Regions from separate parts of the Homo sapiens genome. Here region 1 is linked to region 2. The links are chromatin loops, found by intact Hi-C in ENCODE. Cell type or tissue: sigmoid colon. All regions are shown on one strand. Region 1 has its middle 390 kb from the start of CCDC91. Region 2 overlaps CCDC91 (coiled-coil domain containing 91).

What was found. A loop is a pair of places that touch in the nucleus more often than their neighbours do. Peaks named below come from ENCODE experiments on the same cell type or tissue, not always from the same donor. Only the 100,000 strongest peaks of a DNase experiment are listed, where the experiment ranks them.
Region 1: a loop joins it to region 2, with 10 times the contacts of the local background. A loop is called at or near these places in 1 of 110 quality-filtered maps.

Annotation. Positions count from the first base shown.
Region 1 is chr12:28,577,230-28,579,729 of GRCh38, forward strand. No RefSeq gene overlaps it. Among named protein-coding and RNA genes, the nearest start is that of CCDC91, 390 kb to the left of the region's middle. In sigmoid colon, no CTCF peak of the experiment used is centred here; a DNase peak (open chromatin) is centred at 1,402.
Region 2 is chr12:28,517,526-28,520,025 of GRCh38, forward strand. All of the region lies in intron 12 of CCDC91 (coiled-coil domain containing 91), which reads left to right. Among named protein-coding and RNA genes, the nearest start is that of CCDC91, 330 kb to the left of the region's middle. In sigmoid colon, no CTCF peak of the experiment used is centred here; no DNase peak of the experiment used is centred here.

The DNA.
Region 1 (2,500 bases), 60 kb after region 2:
ACATGGAAGATACAAAGATCTATTGATGCCTTTGAATAGCCTAGAGTCTCTTGTTCGTATGAACAAGATTAAGATCCAATAAATTAATCACAAAGTGCAGATGTGCACCCTGAGCCTAAATCTGCCCCCCAGGTATTGGGAAAGGCCTCACAGCAAAGGTGGAGACTGAGCCGAGCAGCTGATGGTGAGTGGGAGTTTATCAGATGACAGACAGGTGAATTGCATTTCAGAAGGAGGGAATAGTATGTTGCAAAGGTACCAAAGAGGGAAAGAGTATGACAGTGGCTTGAGGAGAGTAAGTGGCACCAGGGTCAAGGGAGTGTGTTGCATGCTCTAGTCATGCAAGTGTTTTCCTGGAAAAAGAACAAATGCACTGTGGTAAAATTCAAGTGCATTCCTATACTTAAAATTCAACAGATCTAAAGATAGTAATTCAGAGCAAAAGGAAATTAAAATATTTGAGCAGTTTCTTTGTGACACCTGAAAACAAGTGCCAGGGGATTTATGAGTTATTATCTCTAGAATAGGTCGCTTCATGGGCCTGTAGCCTGCCATCACTCAGGGACCCATGCTGAGAAGCCTCTGCTCTTGGGCAAATGCTCTGCCCTTGCTGTCTTAAAATTCTTTAGTACATTTTGAACAATGAGCCTTGGCTTTTCATATTCCATTTGTCCCCAGAAATTATGCAGCTGAGCCTGAGAACAGAACATTTTCAGATAACTTGAAATAGCTCAGTATTGTATTTAAAGTGGAAAGAGGGAGAAGTGGTAGATGAGGTTGAACATGTAGGCAGTGGCATATATTGAAAGGCCTGGGAGTCTCGCTAAAAATTTAAAATGTACCTGTAGGATATAGAAGGTCATTGAAGAATTTGAGCAAGAAGTAGCATGAAGAGATGTGCTGTTTAGATCACTCTGGTGTAATGAGTCGATAGAGTGGAAATATAACAAAAAGTTTCCCATTTAAAATAAATGCACTTTCCTTGTTTGAATTTCGTTTCTTGGGAATAAAGTTTTGATCCGTCTTAAAAGTCTCTACGAGGAATAATTGCTGTGATTAACTTCCACCTTAGGGTAAATTAAGATAGCAAGATCTGTGAGCTCTCTTGAGAACTGGATGTAGGAAAGGGAGAACAGAAAACAGGAGGCAGAAGGTTCTGTGTATAGATGGGCAGGCCATACAGAAGCCGGGCTTCTGGGGAAAAGCTTAGCCGTCTCTTCATTCTTCACAAGCCTAGCCTGATGACACATAGAGATTTTTTTCTTTTCCCAAAAAATGGCCTTTTGGCATTCTCCCTGCCTGTTTCATTATTGCAGTGTTTCTTGTGTGTTCCCCAGGAAATCAGCATCTCCATCACCTGGAACTTGTTAGACGTGTACTCTCTGCTCCACCCTAGTAGCACCAAATCAGAAACTCTGGGGCTGGAGTCCAGAAACCTGTTGTTGTAATCCCTCTGAGTGATCCTCAGGCAGCCAGGAACTGTTGCTTCATTGTAAATTATCTGTGCCTCTAGAACTCAGATATTATAAGAAAAATGGTGGAAATGTCCATTTAGTATCAGAATGAATAATCAAAAGTGACTTTAATATCAAAAAATGTTCAGTCTTGTTCTAAACATATTTTTACATGAATGTACATTCAGCGAGTGATCTAGGGCATACATGATTGCAAAATCTTCATAGGTGTTAATGCCATAGTTCCAGAATGACTTTAAAAGGGCATATATTACTGCACGAGCAATGAATCATAGCTTCTGCAGTTAATGGTGGTATTTAACAAAACAAAATAAAGATGATTCTTTTCTTCTTAAGCAAGCATGGTCATTATTTTGGAAGAATGTTTTTCTTGTACCATCATCTTCTAAAGGATCATGTCTGCTGATAGTGCTGGAATTTTTCATTTATTTGTGCCTGACATTGCACCAGTAATATTGCAGCTATGATAATACATGTCCAAAGGTGACGTGTTTACATAGCCTATAAGGTTTCTGAAATGCAGTCTGATTTGCTGCTAACACCAGCATATCTCAGATTCTTTCCGTTGTCCTCCACGAGTAATCCAATATACAAGGAAGGATAAAAGAGTAAACACTTTTGTGATAATCCAAATTTTTCCAGTGGAATTTTAAACAGTTTGACAATTCAGTCTTGTTAAAAAGTGATATAAAATAAATGCTTCTTTGCAAACAATTGTCCAACAAATATTTTAATTCTGTCTCATATTCTCACAGTGGATTGTTTTCTGAGTCTTTCAGTGGAATTCTTTCAAATTAGAGCTCAATGATCTTCTTTATATTTTATCCAAAGTTTAAAATACATGAACCTGTCTCTACTTACTTGAACAATGGCCTCTATTATGGTGTCTTTTTCTTTAAATCCAAATATTATACTCAGCATTTTAGGAATTCTCTATCCCAAATACAGCCAATTAAATTGTCTATAAGTTATTCAGAGCCTTAGAAAATGAAATGAAATGGGAGTTTGTACTTTGAAATGAGTTC
Region 2 (2,500 bases):
TGTGTTTTTGTTCAATATTCCATGGCACATATTCACACAATAGAGTTTTATTTGTTTTTATTTTATTCATTTCCATAGATTATTGGGGAGCAGGTGGTATTTGGTTACATGAGTAAGTTCTTCAGTGGTGATTTGTGAGATTTGGGTGATATTTGGTTTCATGCTTAACTCCTTTAGTGGTGATTTGTGAGATTTTGGTGCACCCATCACCCAAGCAGTATACACTGCACCCAATTTGTAGTCTTTTATTCCTCACCTCCTTCCCACCCTTTCCCCCTGAGTCCCGAAAGTCCACTGTGTCATTTTTATGCCCTCACATCCTCACAGCTTAGCTCCCACTTATGAGTGACAACATATGATATTTGGTTTTCCATTCCTGAGTTACTTCACTTAGAATAATAGTCTCTGGTCCGATTCAGATTGCTGTGAATGCCATTAATTTATTCATTTTTATGGCTGAGTAGTATTCTATCGTGTATGTAGACCACGGTTTCTTTATCTACTCATTGATTGATGGGTTCCTGATGGCTTCCACCTTTTTGCAATTGTGAATTGTGCTGCTATAAACATGTGTGTGCAAGTATCTTTTCATATGATGACTTATTTTTCTCTGGGTAGATACCCAGTAGTGGGATTGCTGGATCAAATGGTAGTTGTACTTTTAGTTCTTTAAGGAATCTCCACACTGTTTTCCATAGTGGTTGTACTAGTTTACATTCTCACTAGCAGTGTAGAAGTGTTCTCTGTTCACCACATCCATGCAGACATCTATTTTTTTTTAAATTTCTTATGGCCATTGTTGCAGTAGTAAAGTGGTATTGCATTGTGATTTTGATTTGCATTTCCCTGATCATTAGTGATGTTGAGCATTTTTTCATATGTTTGTTGGCCATTTGTTTATGTTCTTTTGATAATTGTGTATTCATTCTTTTGATAATTGTGTAAAGTCCTTAGCCCACTTTTTGATGGGATTCTTTGTTTTTTTCTTACTAATTTTTTTGAGTTGGTGGTACATTCTGGATATTAGTCCTTTGTCAGATGTATAGATTGTGAAGATTTTCTCCCACTCTGTGGGTTGTCTGTTTATTTTGCTGACTGTTTCTTTTGCTGTGCAAAAGCTCTTTAGTTTAATTAAGTCCCAGTTATTTATCTTTGTTTTTATTGCATTTGTTTTTGGGTTCTTGGTCATGAAATCCTTGCTTAAGCTAATGTCTAGAAGGCTTTTTCCAATGTTATCTTCTAGAATTTTTATAGTTTCAGGTCTTAGGTTTAAGTCCTTGATCCATCTTGAGTTGATATTTGTATAAGGTGAGAGATAAGGATCCAGTTTCATTCTCCTATGTGTAGCTTGCCAATTATCCCAGCACCATTTGTTGAATAGGGCGTCTTTTCCCCACTTCATATTTTTGTTTGCTTTGTCGAAGATCAGTTGGCTATAAGTATTTGGATTTATTTCTGGGCTCTCTATTTTGTTTTTGCTTAGTCTTGCTTTGGCTATACAGGCTCTTTTTTGGTTCCATATGAATTTGGGGATAGTTTTTTTTCTAATTCTGTGAAGAATGTTGGTGGTATTTTGATAGGAATTGCATTGAATTTGTAGATTGCTTTTGGCAGTATGATCATTTTCACAATATTGATTCTGTCCATCCATGCGCATGGAATGTATTTCCATTTGTTTGTGTAGTCTATGATTTCTTTCAACAGTGTTTTCTAGTTTTCCTTGCAGAGGTCTTTCACCTCCTTAGTTAGGTATATTGCTAAGTTGTTTGTTTGTTTTGTTTTGTTTTGTTTTGTTTGCAGCTATTATAAAAGGGGTTGAGTACGTGATTTGATTCTCAGCTTGGTCACTTGGTGTACAGAAGAGCTACTGGTTTGTGTATGTTAATTTTGGATCTGGAAACTGTTGACTTTTGTCAGTTCTAGAAGCTGTCTGGAGGAGTCTTTAGGGTTTTCTAGGTAAACAGGTCATCAGCAAACAGTGACAGTGTAACTTCCTCTTTACCAATTTGGATGCTCTTTGTATCTTTCTCTTTTCTTTTTTTTTTCTTTTTTTTATTATTATACTTCAAGTTCTAGGGTACACGTGCACAACGTGCAGGTTTGTTACATATGTATACATGTGCCATGTTGGTGTGCTGCACCCATTAACTCATCATTTACATTAGGTATATCTCCTAATGCTATCCCTCCCCCCTCCCCCCACCCCACAACAGGCCCCGGTGTGTGATGTTCCCCTTCCTGTGTCCAAGTGTTCTCATTGTTCAAATCCCACCTATGAGTGAGAACATGTGGTGTTTGGTTTTCTGTCCTTGCGATAGTTTGCTGAGAATGATGGATACCAGCTTCATCCATGTCCCAACAAAGGACATGAACTCTTCCTTTTTTATGGCTGCATAGTATTCCATGGTGTATATGATGTGCCACATTTTCTTAATCCAGTCTATCATTGATGGGCATTTGGGTTGGTTCCAAGTCTTTCCTATTGTGAATAGTGCCGCAA